Regions from separate parts of the Mus musculus genome. Here regions 2 and 3 are each linked to region 1. Evidence: chromatin loops called from intact Hi-C (ENCODE). Cell type or tissue: left cerebral cortex. All regions are shown on one strand.

Region 1 (8,000 bases):
AGTTGATCTAGCTCCAGGGTTCATGAAGAGACTTTGTTTAAAGGAAGTAGACAGTGAAAGACATACTAGTATCCTCCTCTGGCCGCCACACCCATGTACACAGGAGTGCACATACTTGCATAAACCATGCATACACTATGCACAGGTGTGGGTAGAGAAAGAAGAAGAAAGAGGAAATGAAGGAGGAGGGGGTGGAAAAGAAGAAAATGAAGAAAGATATGGTTTTAACTAAGCAAAGGCTTGAGAGAAAAACAAATGGTAGTCCAAAGGAACAAGACAGTTGGCCACCCGCTTTGATTCATTCAACAAGCATTCCCTGTTTGCCACATACCACAGTAAGTGCAAAGATACACACCCCCATGAAAATTACAACCTAGTGCAGAGAGGCTGACAGTTACAAAATGAAAATAAGTACATTGTGTAGTATCTTACTAGATGGTAAATGTCACTGAAAAATAGTAAAGCAAGGCCGGGGAGTCAGGTATGCTGGGTACCAGTGGAAATCAGTGTCAGCTAGGGCCATCAATGTGGCCATGATAAGAAGGTGGAACTGGGTAAAGGGTTGGTGTGAGGGGATTAATTCTGGGGAAGAACATTCTAGACAGACAAAATATCAGGTGTGAAGGTCCTAAAATGAAAACTTGTCTGGAATCTTAAGGAACAGCAAAGAGGCCAGTATATCTGTAGTGGCTGCATGATGGGAAAGGAAGTCAAAGAGATCACAGGTGGGGGAAAGGAACAGCTCATGTGGTCTTCTCAGCCTGCAGGCTTTACATTTATGTTGGGGTTTGAAACAGTCATTGGAGAGTTAGGATCAGAGAAATAGACTTTATTTTCCTGATGACTCTAACAGTCAAGTCTTTTGAGCTGAGGACAGAGCTCAGTGGTAGAATGTTTACCTAGCATGCATGGGGCTCTGGACTCAAAGAAGAGCCCCACAACATAGGAGGAGGAAGATGAGGACAAGGACATTGATGAGGAGGAAGAAGAACCACTGTCTGGCCTCATAGGTAGAGAACAAGGATAGAAGCTTATTATTAAAATTTCTAATGGCAATTGTAATAATCCATGATGGAAAGATAGTGAACCACACTAAGATAATAGCAATGGAGACAGCAAGAAGTCAAGACTAGAAACATGAGGGATTTTTGAAGGATGAAATGTCCATGAGGAAAAGAGGAAGTAGGGGATGTTTGGCCACATACACAGAAAACTGAAGCCATTTTTAATGAAGTTGCAAAAGAATACAAGGAATGTCAACTTGGAGAAAAGACCCAAGCTCATCTATAGGCATACATTTTTTGCAACCTACTTTTTAATAAGATTTCAACCTCTCCTGTAGAGCCTGCCATCTAGAAGAGGTAGTGGAAAAGAAAAGTTATCAGTATGTGGAGGAAGTGGACCTGTTCATCAATAGTTCTTTGGGAGTAAGCTCAATCTTCTTTCTCAGCAGTTCAGCCCTGTAGCAAACACCAAATACAACTCAGCAGCTACAGGCCAGTTCTCTAGCCAGCAGACACCAGGCACAAGCCAGCAGCTACAGGCCAGTCCTTTTGGCAGCAGACACCAGGCATGAACACCAACAATCCTGAGGTGAGGCCATACAAAGGGCAAGCTGCTGCAGGAGCTCATGAGCAGTTCTTTGGCAAGTTTTTCTTAATGATGGCATTGCCACAAGTTGTGCTCAACAATGCTAGGTAAGGTGAACCAATACATGTGTGTCTTCAGTAAATTAGAAAAGCGAGGCAGAACAAAACAAATCAATGCTCAGTGCTCATCTCCCACTGTCTGTGGAGTCAAATTTATACAAGTGTCCTTTCATGTGTTTGTTATATCAAAACATCCTTTTACCTGTGGCTTCTTCAGGAAAAGTCTTTCACATATTTTCTTTAGCAACACATCATTTCACCTGTGTGCCCCAGCAAAACAACATTTGATATAACTTTCCAAAGAAACAAGAAATTTCCACTTCACATTCATCTTTGGACATGTGATGAGACAGACACAATGGTTGACTGGATTTGAACACCAGGAGTGCTCATTACAGTCAGCCAGGAGGGGAGAGGAGATGGTCAAAGGAGGAATCAGGGAGCGATGCAGATTTACTTCAAAGGCCAAACTGCCTCCGGGATGAAAGTGAAGGTAAACCGGGAAAGCTTGTGTCTTAACAACCAAGAGGAAAAAAAAAAAAAAAGATGTTTACTGGACAAGATTGAGCTACAGCTACTGGTGGGAGGTCATAAAGGTGAAGCTGAGAGGCAAGATGTGGCAGATTCAGCCTGGCAGAGGATGGGGTTAATCTTACGGAATTTTTTTACTTGCTGGAAGGACAGAAAACTTTAGCAGTAAAGAGAAAAAAAAGAATACTGTGCCTGGCATCATATTTAGATGGCTGATCTTCTTTGTTCCCACCCACTAGAAATGACTATCATTAGCTTTAAGGGAGGAAGAGGGGGCATTGCTTTTGGCACTTAGGAGACAGATACCTGGCTGTGATGTTTCAGTGCATGCTTAAGTCTTTATGTTCTCATGATTCAACAGATTATGTTGCTAACTGACTGACTCTTTCTCAAGATCTGCCCTGAATCAAGCTTAATCTTTTAAGTTGAAGGAAATAAGTAAAGGTCACCTACTAGCAATTAGGCCATCGCTCACATGAAACCTGGACTCAATCTGTGACGTGTAAGGAATGCCTGCTACAGTCTTCTTCAGCCAATGATGCATTGATCCCGTGGTGGATTGGGATTTGTAATAGGGTGGCCTGAGCTTAGAAACAATATTGAGAAACGCACACTGTTCCTTTCCCAGTATTTAGCCCATGGAGACCAGACATCTAAGGTCATGGCCAAGTGTGTTCTTTCTGTCATCACAACCTGTCTCCTGCAAAGTCATCTCCTACCACCAATATTCCTGCCAAGTTTCCCATTTAGAACTGTCTTTCACACAGTCATATGTGAATGCCAAAGAGATGAGAAACTTAAAACCATCAGAATAGTTTCTTTTTAACTCAAAAATGGAAGGTCTGCTTTGAAAAATATTTCTCAATAGTCCCTCAACACTATCTTTCCCCAGTTTCCTGTTTCCCTGGATAAATGAAGTACATCCTAGGACAGGTATAGGTCATTATATTTAAATGGCTGACCTGTGTTGTCTCCACTCTATGGAGATGACTGTCATTATCTTTCATAACTAGAGGATAGAGAAGTTTCTGTAAAAGCCCATCTGCTCCAATCCCAGAGTTTTAAAACCAACAGAAAAGAAACTTTAACTGAACACAACTTCTGTAGCATGTTGGAAAGAGTGCTTTGCAAATAATAGTAATGATAAGAAGAAGGAGAATAATGTTCAAGGAAGATATTTCAACAACTCAAAGCATTAAGTGACTTGAATATTATTTACTTGTTAAAAGAGAACCACCTACAGGACCTCCAAGGAGACAATATCATTGTGTCATGTGAGTACTACTTAGATATTCAGGAGTTTGCTATATCATTCCCATTGGGTTTCTAAACTTAAGAGCTTTTGTTGTAAATGCTGAGCTACTTACATTACACATACACACACACACACACACACACACACACACACACAAACACACACATACACACACAGAGAGCTACATTCATGCAAGTATATATAAATAACCTTCCAACCCACACATTTATTTGCCAATACCCACACATCACCAAGAAATAGGTTTCCCAGATTTAAGAAAATAAAAATCATTGGTCTTTTCTTTCCATCTATAATAACAACTCCTGTACATGACTCAATAGACTCCACCTCAAACTGCTTTTTCATAATTATATAATTACAATTTCAGCAATATAAAATGAAAGTAAAAAGTGGTTCTTGTATCAAGTAACCTATAAAATTTATCTTTTCTCCTTGTCTGTAAAATTCATAGCAGAACAGAAACGATTAGAATCTGTGCTTTAAAAAAGATAACCAAGATTCATTTACAAAACTCAAAATACATAATATGCTTTTTAAAATATTACTTTTAGATGTTGGGTTTTTGTAGGCAACCTGCAGATGTGGGAAGGTAGCTCCTCGCAAGATCGAAACTTGAGAGGCATATATTAAGCATCTTCCTAGCCCAGGACCAGCAGATGATGAAATCTGACAGATTGGCTGGCATCATCCCTCCCCCCACCCCCATTCTGGGTGCTTGTCTCATGCAATCTGCTCCCACAGGGCTAAGCCACTGCGTTGTTCTAAAAACATCAACTATACACACACACACACACATTCCACCTCCAATCCTGGAAACTGAAGAACTCTACACTGTGGCAAAAATTTGCTCTCTGAAATTTTCCTCACTAACTTCAGATATAGATGTTACACCTGTTAAAAGGGTGCCGAATGCACATCATCCTGAAAACTTCTCCCATTACTTCCACAATGGTTAAAAAAAATACATGTTCACCAAGTATTTCTGTTGAGCACTTCCCAGGCACTGCAACAGCTACTAAAGATGTAAAATTAAGCTAAACTAGAGATTGTTTCACTTTTGTTTTTTGGTGGTTGTGAGGAGTGGATGTGGCCTCAGCCCCAAGATGGCGCTCGGGACTGTTGCCAAGTCTTATGACTAGCACATGACTTCCTCATATCCCTCAAGATAGCCACGTACCTTGAGCTGCATTGCACAGATGCACCACGATGTAAGATCTGATGATGTGACGAATGTAGTCCTGAGCCAATGAACTGTGCCTATGTGGACTGGGGTGATGGGGAGTGGGCGAGAGGGTATAAAGGGGGATGGCCTAGAGAGGTCGGAGCATCTTTTTCCTGCACATTGTTAAGTTCCTGAATAAACTGCTTTGAGAAGGACATCGGTTTCGTCACAGACGGTAGCGACAGGTGGTGGTGATGGTGGTAGTGGTGGTGGTGGTGGTGGTGGTGGTGCTGGTGGTGGTGGTGGTGGTATGTGCTCAGAATTTAGCCCAAGGCCTCATATATTCTAAGCAAGTATCTACTCACCCTCAGCTATTGGATGGATCACAGGGCCCCCAATGGAGGAGCTAGAGAAAGTACCCAAGGATCTGGGGTGATCTGCAACCCTATAGGTGGAACAACAATATAAACTAACCAGTACCCCCAGAGCTCATGTCTCTAGCTGCATATGAATCAGAAGATGGCCTAGTCTGCCATCAGTAGAAAGAGAGGCCCATTGGTCGTGCAAACTTTATATTTCTCAGTACAGGGGAACATCAAGGCCAAAAGGGGGGAGTGGGTGGGGGAGTTTGTGGGAGACTTTTGGGATAGCATTGGAAATGTAAATGAAATAAATACCTAATATAAATAAATAAATAAATAAACAAATAAACAAATAGAGTAAAGCGGTTTGAGAGCCCATTTTCTATTGCTCCTTCTTCTCCTTCTCTATCATTATCTATCTATCATCTACTATCTATCTATCTATCCTATCTATCTACCACTATTTTATCTATCATCTATCTATGTAGCTATTTATATCTCTAGCACAGGTTTTTGTGTAGTCTGTGTAGCTTGGGCTCAAATTCTGTAAGTAGCCCAGGCTGGCATCAAACTTGTTATCCTCCCACATCAGTTTCCCAAGTACTGGAATCACCAGTGTGTGCCATTTGTTCTATGACATATATGTAAGAATTAGTGTCAAGATCTTCTATCCTGGCTTTCTCAGAGACCAGTCTGAGCTGGAGAACACATGGGCTGCAGAAGCAACAGAGCTTCTTGGACAGGGTCCCTTCAGGCCTTCATCCTCAGCCAGAGGAGAGCTTGCCTACAGCGAGTACACAGACACTCGAGACTCAGGTTAGATCTCAATTGTCTATCCGGAGTCTCTCACAGACCTGTGCATGCAGGATCATGAAGGCTGCAGAAGCAACAGAGATACTTGGACAGGAGGCCTTTAGGCCTTCACCCTCAGCCAGGAGGAGGGACTGACCCTCAGTCTTCTGTGCACCTTCCCTGCCAGAGGAGAGCTTGCCTGCAGCGAGTGCTTTGACCCCTTGTACTCAAGTGATCACTCTCCCAGGAGTGCTGACAGAATCTAACAGAATCACAGGAGGAACAAGCTCCACCCAGAGATAGCTAGAACATCTAACACCAGAGATAAACAGATGGCAAAGGGCAAATGTAAGAATCTTACTAACACAAACCAAGACCACTCCACATCATCAGAACCCAGTACTCCCACCACAGCGAGTCCTGGATACACAAAACCACTAGAAAGGCAAGATTTTGATTTAAATTCATATCTCATAATGCTGGAAGAGGATTTTAAGAAGGACATTAATAACACACTTAAAGAAATACAGGAGAACACTGCTAAACAGGTAGAAGCCCTTAAAGAAGTACTAAAATCCTTTAAAGAATTACAGGAAAACACAACCAAACAGGTGATGGAATTGAACAAAACCATCCAAGATCTAAAAAGGAAAGTAGAAACAATAAAGAAACCACAAAGGGAGACAACTCTGGAAATAGAAATGCTAGGAAAGAAATCAAGAGCCATAGACGCGAGCATCACCAAAGAATACAAGAGATGGAAGAGAGAATCTCAGATGCAGAAGATTCCATAGAAAACATGGACACAACCTTCAAAGAAAATGCAAAATGCAGAAAGTTCCTAACTCAAAACATCTAGGAAATCCAGGATACAATGAGAAGACCAAATCTACGGATAATAGGAGAAGATGAGAAAGAAGATTTTCAACTTAAAGGGCCAGCAAACATCTTCAACAAAATTATAGAAGAAAACTTCCCAAACCTAAAGAAAGAGATGACCATGAACATACAAGAAGCCTATAGAACTCCAAATAGACTGGACCAGAAAAGAAATTCCACCCGACACATAATGATCAGACCAACAAATGCACTAAATAAACAGAGAATATAAAAAGCATTAAGGGGGAAAGGTCAAGTAACATATAAAGGCAGCCATATTAGAATTACACCAGACTTCTCACCAGAGACTATGAAAGCCAGAAGATACTGGACAGATGTTATACAGACCCTAAGAGAACACAAATGCCAGTCCAGGCTACTATATCCAGCAAAACTCTCGATTATCATACATGGAGAAACCAAGGTATTCCATGACAAAACCAAATTCACACAATATCTTTCCATGAATCCAGCCCTTCAAAGGATAATAAAGGGAAAACACCAACACAAGGGCAGAAACTACATCCTAGAAAAAGCAAGAAAGTAATCCTTCATAAACCTAAAAGAAGACAGCCACAAGAACAGAATCCCAACTTTAACAACAAAAATAATAGGAAACAAAACAAACAAACAAACAAAAAACAAAACAAACAAACAAACAAAATAATAGGAAGCAACAATTACTTTTCTTTAATTTCTCTTAACATCATTGGACTCAATTCCCCAATAAAAAACATAGACTAATAGACTGGCCAAACAGGATCAATAATTTGTTGCTTGCAGAAAGCCCACCTCAGGAAAAATGACAGAAGTAACTCAGAGTAAAAGCCTGGAAAACAATTTTCCAGGCAAATGATCTGAAGAAACAAGCTGGAGTAGCCATTTTAATATCGAATAAAATCGACTTCCACCCCAAAGTTATCAAAAAAGACAAGGAGGGGTACTTCATACTCATCAAAGGTAAAATCTACCAAGATGAACTCTAATCCTGAATATCTATGCAGCCACATTCATTAAAGAAACTGTAGTAAAGCTCAAAGCACACATTGCACCTCACACAATAATAGTGGGAGACTTCAACAGCCCACTCTCACCAATGGACAGATTCTGGAAAAAGAAACATGAGTTACATGGACACTAACAGAAGTTATGAAACAAATGGATATCTACAGAACATTTTATCCTAAAACAAAAGGATATACCATCTTCTCAGCACCTCATGGTACCTCCTCCAAAACTGACCATATCATTGGTCACAAAACAGGCCTCAACAGATACAAAAATATTGAAATTATCCCATGCATCCTATCTGATCACCACGTACTAAGGCTGGTCTTCAATAACAACAT
Region 2 (8,000 bases), 310 kb before region 1:
CCATGTTCCTAATTTTGCTCATCTCTTGGTCTGATGTTATTGTATCTGCTCCCTTCTCCTACAGTCTTACTATGTAGGGCGCATTTTTCATGTCGTTCTGGGCATAATCCTTTCTAAGTTCTTTAAGTTCCTGTGGGGTATACGCTCTGGTTTCCATTATCATCTCTGTGGGGCCAGCGTGTCTGGAACTCTTACCCGCATCAGAAGCCCGGAGGCTGTCACTGGTAGTTGTTGCGTCCGCCTCGACCAGCAAGGAAAACGCAACCACCAGTTCTTAATGCAGTTTATTCAGACAGCTTCTCTCTTCAACTCCCCGGAGCCTCCAGCCTCAGGTACAAGCGTTTTTTATGCGCTCAAGCCACAACCACGCCTCAACCAATCACTGCAGGTCACATCACCTCACCAGGCAGGCTTGCTCAGCCAATCAGGGATTAAGGGCGAGTCATCCACCAAATATGGGCTTGTTTACTGCCTGGCACAGATTTCTGTCAGGTGCCATCTTAGGGTGCGGCCTGGGCTGGCCAGGGAGTTCGGAATGGCTTCCCACAGGTAGTGACACACTGGTCCTGACTCTAGGGCATTTTTGAAAGGGTTGGAGTCCGTCGTTTTGTGATATTCATGGTTAGCCTTTTGACCATAAGTCAAATCGACTTATCCAAATCGACTATAGTCTTCATGAGTATACTAGGTACTCCTTTTTGTGGTGCTCTATGATAAGTTCCACCTGCTGTACTGCTGTCGATGGGACATCAGTTTTAACTTCCTTGCACTTAGTCTTATTCTTAACTATGTGGTTAGTACCCTGCCAAGCTCTTTCCACCGAGTCAGAGGCTTCTACGTCCTCTAATTTTATCTTTTTCATACCCTTGATGAGCCTTTTTAGTCTGCTCGAGATGTTTATAGCTACGTGGTACAGTGCCTTTATTGTTTTCTTTTTAAAATACCAGGTGATATTACTTCTTAGTGGATTATTCAATAATTCATTAAATAATTTATCTGCCCATCTCACTAGTCTTTTTGCCAGCCACTCCCTCATTCGACTTAGAGGCTTCTACCCTCACCCTCAGCTCTTCCTCCAACCTGGATCCCTTGGGAGCATCAGAGTTGGCTTTGAGGTGATGGGCCCAGGCTCTCCTAGCTCCTTTGGTCTACTTGTCTGCACTATTTACCTGCTCTTCCTCACTTTTTGGATCAGAGTTGGCTTCAAGGCGTCATAAGACGGGCCAGTGTCTGCTGAGTACAGACTAGGCTCCCCACTGGCTATTTGGTCTACTTGTCTGTGCCTATTTACCCACTCTTCCTCATCACCTTTCGGATCAGAGTTGCCTTGGAGACATCATAGACGTTCGACTTCACGGCCAGAGGTTCTCTGCTTCAGACTAGGAGCATAACTAAATTCTACCGCCTGGTAAATGGCCCGCAATTTAAAGCGGAGACACTAGGTGGTGGTATGCAGCTGCTAAATGGCTGTTAGCATGTCCGAATTCTAGCATGTCCGCAAATTAAAGCATGACCTAAACGACTGCTTAAGCGGCTAAGTGAAGGCTGCTAAGCAGGGTCCCAGCTATTTCCCAGCTACCGATTTATGCCAACTGTTGTGAAACTGTCGTGAATCGGGATTAATGACAAGCAAAAAGGAAGTCCCAGACTCAGAGGTTTGGTTATAACAGCTTATTTATTTATAAGTAGCAATAATCAAGTGATGAAATGGGATCACACTCCTACACACACACACACACACACACACACACACACACACACACACACACACGCTTCACTAACCTCCTGTCTGGCTGATGTTGTAGCCTGGCCCAATGATGGAGCATCAGGTAAGGTCCGAGACTTCTCCTTCTTGGATCTTGCTGGAGCTGGGTCCGCATGGAGCGGGCTTGTTCTCATTTGGTGGCAAGCGTTCCAGTGGACTCAATTCTCAGCATCTCTGTTGGCCTCCAGGATTGAGTGAGTGTGTCACAGTGCCAGACCAGGGTTTTTAAGCTAATTTTAACCAATCATAACTAAGGCGTTCACACATTACTTCACAGGGCTTCTACCTTATCATACTCACTCACACACTCTTGGCTTGGTTTCCATGGTTACATGATCATACTCACGCTCACACCATGGTGTCGGCTCAACTCTATCGTGCACTTCAGCTAGACTTTGAAACTTTTTATTTATAAAGTCTAAACTGGGCATGGTGGCATACACTTGCAACCCCAGTACTCATAAAGCAGAGGCAAGAGAATCACTACAACTCCAAGGCCAAATACAAGACCCTATCTCAAAAAAACAAAACAAAACAACAGATGTTATTTCTAAATAAATTTCAGCTATTTATACTTTTCAAAAACACACTTAAAATAATGTGAATCACTATAAAGTATTACAGTTTCTAACAAAAATAGATAACAAGGCAACAAAGAATAAAAATCCCAGGATGCTACTTATAGCTCCTTGTGAGTTCCTTTCTTCATTTTGTGCTTGGTTTAGTAGATTATTATACAAACACCCATGGTGGTTGTATTAATATTCTATAATGTCACTTATGACATGAAGATAAGAGACATCAGGAACATGGAGAAAATCTCTTTCCAATGTGTTCTACTATTGTCATAAAACTAGTAAGATCAGGGTTAGTACACATTCCCTGTGTTGTTTTGATATTAGGAGACCTATTCATAGGTGATTGCAACTGTGAATGTCTCTGAGATATGTCAGATACAATCTTGGGACAGGTGCATTCCATAGGGGTATTTAATGCCTATGTTTTACTTATTTTTTTTCATGCCTATGTTTTAAAATGTACCTTTTATTTAGTTGTTTCCTAAAGTATTTTCCTACTAATTTAAAATGTACTTGTGTATATTTTAAGTATCCTGACCTCATAACTACACAACACCAGGAATGTGCCTATGTCTTACTATTTCCCAGTAAGTGACTTAGAGACTCTTCTTGGGCACTCTTATCATTTCCCTTTTTATATTTAAGGGGATCTTTCCCGAGATGGAAGATCATTTAGTACATGCCTCTGCAATTCAAATTTAGAGTATTCGATAATACACCAGAATTTATTTTGCAAATATCTTTGGTATTCTTTTTTGTTGCTAAATAGAAGGTGGGGAGCTAAATTTGTGTCTTCACTGTCTCTAGGCATATGAGAAAGGGGCTTAAAAATTCAGAAACATAGCTTTAGAGAAAGTGCTAATGTTGTGAGCATTGCTTGATTTTGCTTCGTGAATATAAAAATAGGAAAGGAGGAGACTGTGTAGATTCTGGGCATCAAATAGTCATCTCTGTCCCTTTGGCATGAACTTCAACTCACTGGCAGGATTTTTTCTTAGCCACCTTATGTCACAAGGGCTGTTGACAGAATAAACACAGGAGCTAGTGCTATAAAAACCTGTTCCGCTCACCTTGTGGGTCTTAGTAAGATCCCACAGAGCTAAGCTAACCAGGATACCAAAATACAGAGCTGAATTTCATGATGAGTCTGTATCCAAAGCACTTTTCCTTAATTTTTAACTATGATATTTTTCAAGTCAACAACAATATTGTGATCTATAGACAAGAGATGGACATAAATAATGCTCAGCTTGTAACCGAGACACATGACAGTCCAGGGTTGAGCCTTTGCCTACTGCGGCTTTGTAAGAGAAATAGGTGTCATGTGGTCAAGGGGAGCCTGCTTCCAGAACTTCCCTGTGAAGAGAGGTTTGAGAGATCGGTGAACCACAAAGATCACACTGAGAAGGAGCTTGGCTTTCTCATTTCAGAGCAGAGCTGTTTAACAGAAAAAGAGAAGAGGTCCGATTCAGGTGATGCTTTGGTTTTGGAGGCACATGGTGAGAACTGGCTGCCTGGGTTAGCCTGAAAGCTGCAGCCTACGACTCCTGCTATGTGCAGGCTATAAAGATGCCTCGTCTTGATAATTTCAAGTAGCAGAAGAAAGTAAAGATGATAAAACCACAGCCACATATGGCCAAGCTGCGAGTGAAAGCAGAACAGTTATGAACATGGGTGCACAAGTTAAAGTAAGCAGGTCCCAGAAATAGCTGGTGCTGGCTGAGAAAGAAAGACAAGGAGCTGCCAAAGAAGAGGGCCATGTTCTTCTTGGACCTTCCAGAGCAAAGATGCTGATTCTGTTCAATCAGTGGCTGAAATCCAATGGGCTTTCTTTAAATAACTGATGACCAACAAGAGCCCTCATTTCCACCTTCTCCGTTACGTATGCACCTTGATGGCTGGGGCAGCTGTGGATAACATCAAGTTCTCAGACCAATGTGTAGGGAAGCTTTGGACTCAGCTTTCAAGAGCCCTGAGCCAGCTATCCCAAAAGTCAATTCAGCCACATAAGTAGCCGAGGATGGCCTTGTCAGACACCAATGGGAGGAAAAGCACTTAGTCCTGGGAAGACTCAGTGCCCCAATGTAGGGGAATGCCAGGGTGGGAATGCAGGAGTGGGTGGGTGGGGGAGCATTGTCATAGAAGCAGGGAGAGGGAGGTTTCCCAAGGGGAAACTAGGAAAGGGGATAACATTTGAAAAGCAAACAAATAAAACATCCATTTTTTTTTTAAAGTCAATTCAGAGTGTCCCCCTGGGGCCAGAAGGGTGCTGGAATCTCCTCTAGAGATTCTGTGGTGGGCTCTGTGCTCTGAGCTCTCTTTTCTTTGCTGAGTCACAGCTCAGAAAGCAAACATCCAAGGAGGCATCGACTTTTGTGCATGATTCTGACAAAGTCGTCTCAGCCAAGCAGGCCTGTTGGGTGTGTAAATGCGATCCGGCCTGCCTTTCCAGCCTCAGCAGCAGAACTGCATGCCCATATTTATTGCTGTTGCTATTCTAAGGGCTGGATGACGTTTTTCTCCCCTTGTGGCTGAGCACTGCCCGTTCATCTTTCACCACTCCCTCCAAGTCTACAGGGATAAACCCAGAGATACAAATAGATTCTATCAAGAGGAAAGCTAAAATGAAACATTCCTAAGCTTTTCCAGACAAATGCGCATTGTGCAATCAAATCTTTCAGTAATGCCACCCTGCTTTAGAATGTGTGCTGTTAGCACCCCACTACTACCCTAAACAAGGATTTTCAAAGAGGAGTGGAAACACAGCAAAGGGTGGAAAAACAATTCCATTGGTCATCTCAGCTTGGCTGAAGAGGAAACAACTCCATTGCTCATCATGGCAAATGTTGACTTTTGCACTGTTGGGTTCTGGGAATGTTCACATGTTGCCAGAAGGCTTCAAGATTTTCCATTCACCTATGTGCAACCTCAGTCTCTCCACTCTTCCAATGACATTCCTATGATGTGAAGGGAGCAACCAATAAGCTACAAACACCCTAATTAAGGGTACAAGGGTACAGGGTACAGGGAAATGGCTCCTGGGGAGTAACTGTATACATGTTTCCTAAATAAAAAACTTAGACACATAAATAACCAATTACAAAATGCATTGGGTGATACACCAGAGAAGAGAGATTCTGATTTAACTACTAACTGCTCTTCATTACCACCTGGAAAAATCTTTCATCACCCTTAAGCCTCCATGCTTGGACTCACCTGGTAAACCATCACAGAGAGTTAAAATGCTCCTACATATTTCTTTTACTTTTCCACAAATTCCACTTGAATTGTATATAGTGCAGTGGGTTGTTGAATTAAGAAACACAGGCTCTAGCCGGGCGTGGTGACACACACCTTTAATCCCACACTCGGGAGGCAGAGGCAGGCAGATTTCTGAGTTCGAGGCCAGCCTGGTCTACAAAGTGAGTTCCAGGACAGTCAGGGCTACACAGAGAAACCCTGTCTCAAAAAAACAAAGAAAAGAAAGAAAGAAAGAAAGAAAGAAAGAAAGAAAGAAAAGAAAAGAAAAGAAAAGAAAAGAAAAGAAAAGAAAAGAAAAGAAAAGAAAAGAAAAGAAAAGAAAAGAAAAGAAAAGAAAAGAAACACAGGCTCTGAGTTTGAATGCCCACTAGGCCACAGTCCAGTTATAGAGTCATATTAAGCCTTCACGTCTTTATTAAGTTGAAGTGATAAATAACTACTTTGTAGATTTCTTGGAAAACTATAATCAGTTGAAAAATTAAAGGCAGAAAAATAATATTTGTTTGCCTTTTCAGAGCATCAAAGTTTCTCATTATCATTTGCTTTGGATTAGATCACTCATAATTCATTCTTATCTGTCTGCTCACTCAGAACAAATGACAATACAGGTTGGTGCTATACCTAAGTGGGAGTACATTTGTCTAGCATGTATAAGAGCCTGGATTCAATACACACACACACACACACACACACACACACACACACACACACACACACCACAATACATATACTGGTAATATATATATATATATATATATATATATATATATATATATATAGTTCAATGTGTACTATCAGCAACAATTTGATTAATTCTCAGCTGCAAAGTCCATAAACTATAGAATTATTTAAACAGAAGTACTTAATAACAGGGCCTACTCTTATAGTGTGTGTGTGTGGTGTGTGTGTGTGTGTGTGTGTGTGTGTGTGTGTGTGTGTGTGTGCATGTGCATATATATATATATTATATATATATTCTTGTTTGCCATGATTTTATTATTATTTTATCCTCTTTTCAAATGTATATTTCTGTTTTGTTGCATCTCATATGTGTAGAAACTTAACTATTTTGTTTAGCATTAAGATATTGACCACGGAGGTCTGTTTCTGCTGTGATGAGAAAGCTCAATGTTGTCTAGGTAATTCAGCTACATCCACTCCATCCACTCTGAAACAAATCATTATTGGCTGGTAAATATTCAGCCACCTCTCAACTTCCAAGTTAGGAAAGAAGGTTAAGGATGGAGCTACTTCTCTGCTGATGCAGGGATATCTTTCTTCTGCCCTTCTCTCACACTGCACCACTTTATTGCCAGGCTTCTTCATACTTTGACTCTAGAACTCAGGTGACCCCAATGTACCCCTAGATACAATGAGACTTCCTTGTTAGCAAATATTCTAGTCAACATCCCTTACAATGAAGTGAAGAAAATTGTGTTGAGAAGACACAGAAGGTACACCTGCTCTGAAGGCCCAAAGCTGAATTTACAAGAAATTCTAGAACTGCAAAAAAACAGTGCACAATGGAGAAAGGATTGTAGCTAGAATGTGGAGGCCCACTACATTTGGTGTTGGTTATAAGTTGATGTTACTCTTACAGATGTACAAGAGTACATCTGAATGATTAAGACATTTCATCCTTCAAGCCCTTACCAGATCCACGGGTAAATCTGGACATTTCTATCTATATCAACTGGTCCCAAACCCCCCTAAACTGTCCTGGTAGCATATATATATATATATATATATATATATATATATATATATATATATTATATTGTCCTCTCTCATATCTCACAGTAAACACCTGCATTCCAATTTTCCAATTGAATTCCTTTAAGGACCCATATTTTTGGTTTGTTTTACCAAAGTGAAAATCTTATGAATATTAGATTTTCCCTCTTGCTTATCCTCCAAGGATAAAAATCTATTGTCAAAGGCACTCCTTTGTACATTGTCTTCTTTTCCCTCTGAAACAATGAGTACTGTTGATGGAATGGAAGAGTTATGTTAATTTAGAACATCAAAAGTCAGCTTTGTTTGACATTTTCAAATGTATAAACCTGATCAGCATACAGTGTATACTCTACCTGTTGTTCAGTTGGTTTTTTTTTTTTTTTTTTTTTTTTTTTTTGTCACAAAATACACATTTCTTTTATTGGCTGCATTCTTCAATTGAATAAAGTGTTGAGAGCTCCACGTTTTCTAAAACTTTTTAGAGAACCGTTCCTTATGTGCCTGAGATCACAGCACAGGTTTCCTATAAAATCTTTGTCAGGTATGTGTAAACTGGTGATCAACATTTTACAAACATTTGGTCAGGGACAGACCTCTCTGCCCCCTTCTAGTCTTCTATAGGCAAGAACCATAGGAACTTGTCACCTCACCCACAGTCT
Region 3 (8,000 bases), 110 kb before region 1:
CTTTTTAAGAGTTTAATGAAAATGAAGCCACAACATACCCAAATTTATGGGACACAAGGAAGGCAGTCTGGAGGAAAACTCATAGCCCTGAGTGCCTCCAAAAAGAAATTAGAGAGAGCATACACTAGCAGCCTGAAGGCACACCTAGAAGCTCTAGAATAAAGAGAAGCAAATTCACACAAGAGGAGTAGACTGCAGGAAATAATCTAACTTAGAGCTGAAATCAACCAAGTGGAAACAAAAAGAACTATTCAAAGAATTAACCAAACCAGAAACTGGTTCTTTGAGAAAATCCAACAAGATAGATTAACCCTTAGCCAGACTAATAGAGGGCACAGGGACAGTATCCTAATTAACACAATCAGAAATGAAAAAGGAGACATACCAACAGAACCTGAGGAAATCCAAAACAACGTCAGATCCTACTACAAAAGGGTATACTCAACAAAACTGGAAAACATGAATGAAATGGACACTTCCTAGTCAGATACCAGGTACCAAAGTTAAATCAGAATCAGATTAACGCTCTAAACAGCCCCATTTCCCCAAAGAAATAGAAGCAGTCATTAATAGTCTCCTAACCAAAAAAAGCACAGGACCAGATGGGTTTAGTGCAGAGTTCTATCAGACCTTCAAAGAAGACCTAATTCCAACTCTCCTAAAACTATTCCACAAAATAGAAACAGAAGGTACTCTACCCAAATCATTCTATGAAGCCACAATTACTCTGATACCTAAACCACACAAAGATCCAACAAAGAAAGAAAACTTCAGACCAATTTCCCTTATGAATATCAATGCAAAAATACTGAATAAAATCCTTGCAAACCGAATCCAAGAACACATCCAAACAATCTTCCATTATGACCAAGTAGGCTTCATCCCAGGAATGCAGGGATAGTTTAATATATGGAAATCCAACAACATAATCTACTATATAAACAAACTCAAAGACAAATATCACATGATCTTCTCATTAGATGCTGAGAAATCGTTTGACAAAATCCAACAAGCCTTCATGATAAAACTCATGGAAAGATCAGGAATTCAAGGCCCATACCTAAACATAATAAAAGCAATATACAGCAAACCAGTAGCCAACATCAAACTAAATGAAGAGAAGCTGGAAACAATCCCACTAAAGTCGGGGACTAGACAAGGCTGCCCACTTTCTCCCTACCTATTCAATATAATATTGAAGTCCTAGCCAGAGCAATTAGACAACAAAAGGAGGTAAAGGGGTTTCAGTTACAAATTTGAAAGGAAGAAGTTGAAATATCATTATTTGCAGATGATATGATAGTATATGTACTGGCTAGTTTTGTGTCAACTTGACACAGCTGGAGTTATCACAGAAAAAGGAGCTTCAGTTGAGGAAATGCCTCCATGAGATCCAGCTGTAAGGGATTTTCTCTTAGTGATTAAGGGGGAAAGGTGCCTAGTGGGTGGGACCATCTCTGGGCTGGTAGTCTTGGTTCTATAAGAGAGCAGGCTGAGCAAGCCAGGGGAAGCAAGCCAGTAAAGAACATCCCTCCATGGCCTCTTCATCAGCTCCTGCTTCCTGACCTGCTTGAGTTCCAGTCCTGACTTCCTTGGTGATGAACAGCAATATGGAAGTGTAAGCCAAATAAACCCTTTCCTCCCCAGCTTGCTTCTTGGTCATGATGTTTGTGCAGGAATAGAAACCCTGACTAAGACAGTATATATAAGTGACCCTAAAAATTCCACCAGAGAACTCCTAAACCTGATAAACAGCTTCAGTACAGTAGCTGGATATAAAATTAACTCAAACAAATCAGTGGCCTTTCTCTACACAAAGGGTAAACAGGATGAGAAAGAAATTAGGGAAATAACACCCTTCACAATAGTCACAAATAATATGAAATATCTTGGTATGACCCTAACTAAGAAAGTGAAAGATCTGTATGTTAAGAACTTCAAGTCTCTGTAGAAAGAAATTGAAGAAGATCTCAGAAGATGGAAAAATCTCCCATGCTCATGGATTGGCAGGATTAATATAGTAAAAATGGCTATCCTGCTGAAAGCAATCTACAGATTCAATGCAATCCCCATCAAAATTCCTACTCAAGCCGGTTGTGGTGGCATAAACCTTTAATCCCATCACTCGGGAGGAAGAGGCAGTCGGATTTCTGAGTTCAAGGCCATCCTTGTCTACAAAGTGAGTTCCAGGACACCCAGGGCTATACAGAGAAACCTTATCTAAAAACAAAACAAAACAAAACAAAACAAAACAAAACAAAAAAACCAAAACCAAAAACAAACAAAAACAAAACAAAAAGAATCAAAGACATGTATCTCAGTTGTTATGCTCCTAAATCCTCCAAAGACCCATGTGACTTTATTAGTGGGAGGTCTATCACCATCTTGGCGATTCCTTCTCCTCAGTATCTAAGAACCTCAGAGATTCACTTAATCCAGAGGAAACTCAGGCTCGAAGTGAGAAATACAGTTGCTTTGAGTATTCTGCCTCAACCTTATCACCTGGGGTTGCTATTAAGCATCAGTCCTGTGTAGATCTAACGCTCACAGTCAGTTACACTTGCATCAACAGTGGTGTCCACCCTATCTTGCTTCAGGCTGATACACTAAGGTACAGTTCTCTCAAGACAAAATCAAGATAACAAGATTCTAGCCTGAGCCATACATTGTACCCTGGCCCTCTACTAAAATTCTTTTAAGCTTTAGGGAAGTCAATGCAGAAATGTCTATGTTTCAAGAGGTCTGTAGAGGGGCTTTAGTAAGCCAAACAGATGTTCTATTAGATTCTCTAAAACCACCTTATAGGAGGCATCCGAGACTTATGCCTTATGCCCCTATTCTTATGAGACAGGTGCCATGTCTCTTCTCTGCCCTTTCCTCTGCCTAGCAATTCGTTACCTCTGCTCATCACTGGCTGTGAGCAGTGAGAGGCACCTGCTAGAAATGAGATGTGGTAGGTGACTGCCACCATCTCATCCCTTCCATGTGGCCATGGCTTCTCACACTTCCCATCTGTGGGAACCACCATTGTTGGTTTCCCTAATCCTTCCCACACTTCTGAATGTGCACCTTTACAAAGCTAACTTTGCATTTCCAGGCAGTTCCTTTGGTGGCATCTCTTTCCTACTGAAAACATAACTAATGCATCAGCTTTCTTAAAGTGGTCTGATTTATTTAAGCAAACTTCACTTCTGGCTACTGAAATTTGATATGCACAATGTTCTCCCATGGCCTAACTCAAGAGGACTGGAAATCATAGACATAGTCCATGGCTGGAAGTTTAAAATAACCACTTTACTAATACAAATACAGTATTAAATAATACTAATAAAAGGTTTCCTCTATAGAGCCCCATAAGCAAATTCTTTCTTCAGCAACACTCAGTGGAGCTGGGCGAATGGCAAGTTGATTGTGACTAATTTGGTCTTTTAGTAATTGGTAGTTGGTGAAGTGATTTGACAAGTTGTTTAGCTAATTGACCTGTTTCTTTTGTTGTCGTTAAGGTTTATTTGTCTTATGTGTAGGAATGTTTTGCCTGCATGTATATAATTATACTGCCTGTGTGTATATATAATTATACTGCCTGTGTGTGTGTGGTGGTCACAGCAAAAAAAAACCAAGGGCAATAGATCCCCTAGAACTGGAGTTACAGACAAGTGTAGTGCTAGAAACTGAGACTAGTCCTCTGGAAGTGCATCTAGTGTTTGTATTTGCTGAGCCCTCTATCCAGCCTACATTATTAGCCTGTTTCTACACACAACAACCCTGACTAGACCCTGAACCCAACGTGTTTCCTTGTGTTGGTTTTGAAGCCTCGTGTTTCCCAGAACACTCTAAGATCACTTGAGAATAGGAATCTCTTGCTACTTCTCTTTATATTTTCCTACTTCTGTTCAAGGGCTGGATGCAGTATTTTTCATAATAATAACTCAATAAATGTTTGTGGAAGTGAGTGAACAATAATCCACAGTGAAAGATTGTGCGCGCGCGCATACACACACACACACACACACACACACATTTAATCATAGACTTATGGGCAGGTCAATAGCTGAAAAGATTTTCTTACTATGGCATTCCAACTATTCCTAATAAAGCCTTTCAAAAATACTAGTAATTTCCTAAATGATGCCCAACATGTACCTATTCTCGAATAAAATTTCCAAACTCTACAGGCTATTTTAACTGTTCCCTCCACAAAAATCTCTTGAAATTTAAAACTCAGACTGAAGGCTGACCAGGATCCAAACATGAAAATGGTGGCTCTGTCTTTGATTTCTAAATTAGGACCAGAGAAATTACTCTCCCAGCAGTATTTTTAGCAGTGTGAGGGAAGGAGCTCCCTGTACAGTTTCTTGGCAGGCTCACAGTCTGTCACTCCTGAGCCTGTTCTGTGAATCCTTCCAGCTTCCCCACCAGTCAGCATCTTCACTCCTGCCTGTGGACTATGGAGCTCATCAGCACTCTTTTGCCCAAGTTGAGACATTTAAAACATCAGAATTCAGCAGGACATGGTGACACACACCTTTAATCTCAGCACTGGGGAGACAGAGGCAGGCATGTCTCTATGAGTTTGAGGCCAAGCTGGTCTATATATGAGTTCTAGGCCTACAAGGCCTACATAGAGAAACCCTATCTCAAACAAAATCAGCAGAGTTCAGTGGGGGAAAAACATAATCTACTGGAACTCAGTATATATTCCAGGAATAGTGTTGTAAAAAGGACCAACTCATGTTTGTGCATTCTTTGTATCTAATCAACTGCTTGAAAAAACAGATACAATGTACTCCTTCTATGGATGAGGAAATAGGATACCTAAAATATACCCAATATCCCACTACGGGTTAACTAGAAACAACACACTTAATCCATCTAGTACTCTACTGCATATGCCTCTCATTTATTCTCACAAGAAACCCAAAATATAAACTATAAACTGTCCCAATTCTGTAAAATTAAGAATGGAGCAGAACCTCTGGATTTGCACGGCAGGAAGAGCTTGATGATTAGCAAAGCCAGTATCGGGGAGAGGACATGTCTACTGGACCCCAAACTTAAGCAACAGGGTGAGAGAGAAGGCTATTCCTCTGCAGTACAGGCCAGGACACCCTGGTGAGAGTGTCAAAATAGTGACACCCTGCTAAGTTTTCCCAAGACAATGCCATCATTGAAAGACAAGCTGCTGGGAACTGCTGAAGTCCTTTGACACTATCATAATGACACTAGCTTTGAAGTCCCCAAACAATCAACTTTAAAAAAAATTATTAGATATTTTCTTTATTTACATTTCAAATGTTATCCCCTTTCCTAGTTTCCCCTCCAAAAATGCCCTATCTCCTCCCACCGCCCCCTGCTCCCCAATCCACCCACTCCCATTCCCAGTCCTGGCATTTCCCTACACTGGGAGCCTTCACAGGAATAAGGGCCTCTGCTCCCCTAGAGCCACAAGTTAGTTCCACCATGTGTTTTCTAACAATCAAATTTTAAGAAAATTTCACATGCTCAAGATATAATTTTAAGTAACACATTGTTTTTAAATTTAAAAAAATTAGAAACATTGTCTATTGCCCTAGCTCTCCCAGCATATGAAGAACAAGCTGAAAGAAGGTATTCTGCTACATTCAGACGTGGCACCTGTTTTAAAATCAACTCTTTTTTTTTTTTTCCATTTTTTATTAGGTATTTCGCTCATTTACATTTGCAATGCTATACCAAAAGTCCCCCATAGCCACCCACCCCCTCTCCCCTACCCACCCGATCCCCTTTTATGGCCCTGGCGTTCCCCTGTACTGGGGCATATAAAGTTTGCGTGTCCAATGGGCCTCTCTTTCCAGTGATGGCCGACTAGGCCATCTTTTGATGCATATGCAGCTAGAGTCAAGAGCTCCGGGGTACTGGTTAGTTCATAATGTTGTTCCACCTATAGGGTTGCAGATCCCTTTAGCTTCTTTGGTACTTTCTCTAGCTCCTTCATTGGGGGCCATGTGATCCATCCAATAGCCGACTGTGAGCATCCACTTCTATGTTTGCTAGGCCCAGGCATACTCTGACAAGAGACAGCTATATCAGGGTCCTTTCAGCATAATCTTGCTAGTGTATGCAATGGTGTCAGCATTTGGAAGCTGATTATGGGATGGATCCCCGGATATGGTAGTGTCTACATGGTCCATCCTTTTATCTCAGCTCCAAACTTTGTCTCTGTAACTCCTTCCAAGGGTGTTTTGTTCCCACTTCTAAGGAGGGGCATAGTGTTCACACTTCAGTCTTCATTTTTCTTGAGTTTCATGTGTTTAGGAAATTGTATCTTATATCTTGGGTATCTTAGGTTTTGGGCTAATATCCACTTATCAGTGAGTACATATTGTGTGAGTTCCTTTGTGAATGTGTTACCTCACTCAGGATGATGCCCTCCAGGTCCATCCATTTGGCTAGGAATTTCATAAATTCATTCTTTTTAATAGCTGAGTAGTACTCCATTGTGTAGATGTACCACATTTTCTGTATCCATTCCTCTGTTGAGGGGCATCTGGGTTCCTTCCAGCTTCTGGCTATTATAAATAAGGCTGCTATGAACATAGTGGAGCATGTGTCCTTCTTACCAGTTGGGGCATCTTCTGGATATATGCCCAGGAGAGGTATTGCTGGATCCTCCGGTAGTACTATATCCAGTTTTCTGAGGAACCGCCAGGCTGATTTCCATAGTGGTTGTACAAGCCTGCAATCCCACCAACAATGGAGGAGTGTTCCTCTTTCTCCACATCCACGCCAGCATCTGCTGTCACCTGAATTTTTGATCTTAGCCATTCTGACTGGTGTGAGGTGGAATCTCAGGGTTGTTTTGATTTGCATTTCCCTGATGATTAAGGATGTTGAGCATTTTTTCAGGTGCTTCTCTGCCATTCGGTATTCCTCAGGTGAGAATTCTTTGTTCAGTTCTGAGCCCCATTTTTTAATGGGGTTATTTGATTTTCTGAAGTCCACCTTCTTGAGTTCTTTATATATGTTGGATATTAGTCCCCTATCTGATTTAGGATAGGTAAAGATCCTTTCCCAATCTGTTGGTGGTCTTTTTGTCTTATTGACGGTGTCTTTTGCCTTGCAGAAACTTTGGAGTTTCATTAGGTCCCATTTGTCAATTCTCGATCTTACAGAGCAAGCCATTGCTGTTCTGTTCAGGAATTTTTCCCCTGTACCCATATCTTCAAGGCTTTTCCCCACTTTCTCCTCTATAAGTTTCAGTGTCTCTGGTTTTATGTGAAGTTCCTTGATCCACTTAGATTTGACCTTAGTACAAGGAGATAAGTATGGATCGATTCGCATTCTTCTACATGATAACAACCAGTTGTGCCAGCACCAATTGTTGAAAATGCTGTCTTTCTTCCACTGGATGGTTTTAGCTCCCTTGTCGAAGATCAAGTGACCATAGGTGTGTGGGTTCATTTCTGGGTCTTCAATTCTATTCCATTGGTCTACTTGTCTGTCTCTATACCAGTACCATGCAGTTTTTATCACAATTGCCCTGTAGTAAAGCTTTAGGTCAGGCATGGTGATTCCACCAGAGGTTCTTTTATCCTTGAGAAGAGTTTTTGCTATCCTAGGTTTTTTGTTATTCCAGATGAATTTGCAAATTGCTCCTTCTAATTCGTTGAAGAATTGAGTTGGAATTTTGATGGGGATTGCATTAAATCTGTAGATTGCTTTTGGCAAGATAGCCATTTTTACAATGTTGATCCTGCCAATCCATGAGCATGGGAGATCTTTCCATCTTCTGAGATCTTCTTTAATTTCTTTCTTCAGAGACTTGAAGTTTTTATCATACAGATCTTTTACTTCCTTAGTTAGAGTCACGCCGAGATATTTTATATTATTTGTGACTATTGAGAAGGGTGTTGTTTCCCTAATTTCTTTCTCAGCCTGTTTATTCTTTGTGTAGAGAAAGGCCATTGACTTGTTTGAGTTAATTTTATATCCAGCTACTTCACCAAAGCTGTTTATCAGGT

What was found. Peaks named below come from ENCODE experiments on the same cell type or tissue, not always from the same donor. Only the 100,000 strongest peaks of a DNase experiment are listed, where the experiment ranks them.
Region 2: a loop joins it to region 1, with 4 times the contacts of the local background. A loop is called at or near these places in 6 of 42 quality-filtered maps.
Region 3: it touches region 1 in a loop (2.1-fold over the local background); 2 of 42 quality-filtered maps call a loop at or near these places.

What each region holds. Positions count from the first base shown.
Region 1 is chr1:16,806,122-16,814,121 of GRCm38, reverse strand. No RefSeq gene overlaps it. Among named protein-coding and RNA genes, the nearest start is that of Ly96, 120 kb to the right of the region's middle. In left cerebral cortex, no CTCF peak of the experiment used is centred here; DNase peaks (open chromatin) are centred at 2,878 and 4,209; H3K27ac peaks cover 215 bases.
Region 2 is chr1:17,117,062-17,125,061 of GRCm38, reverse strand. Gm31982 (a long non-coding RNA gene) reads left to right here and starts at 494. Exons shown (of 4, transcript XR_865203.2): 1 at 494-549. Gm28783 (a long non-coding RNA gene) reads right to left here and starts at 4,465. Exons shown (of 2, transcript XR_373222.2): 1 at 1,783-4,465. In left cerebral cortex, CTCF peaks have their summits at 1,441 (motif pointing right) and 4,865; DNase peaks (open chromatin) are centred at 1,432, 2,011, 4,004 and 4,826; H3K27ac peaks cover 1,207 bases.
Region 3 is chr1:16,913,221-16,921,220 of GRCm38, reverse strand. No RefSeq gene overlaps it. Among named protein-coding and RNA genes, the nearest start is that of Gm46085, 180 kb to the left of the region's middle. In left cerebral cortex, no CTCF peak of the experiment used is centred here; a DNase peak (open chromatin) is centred at 4,356.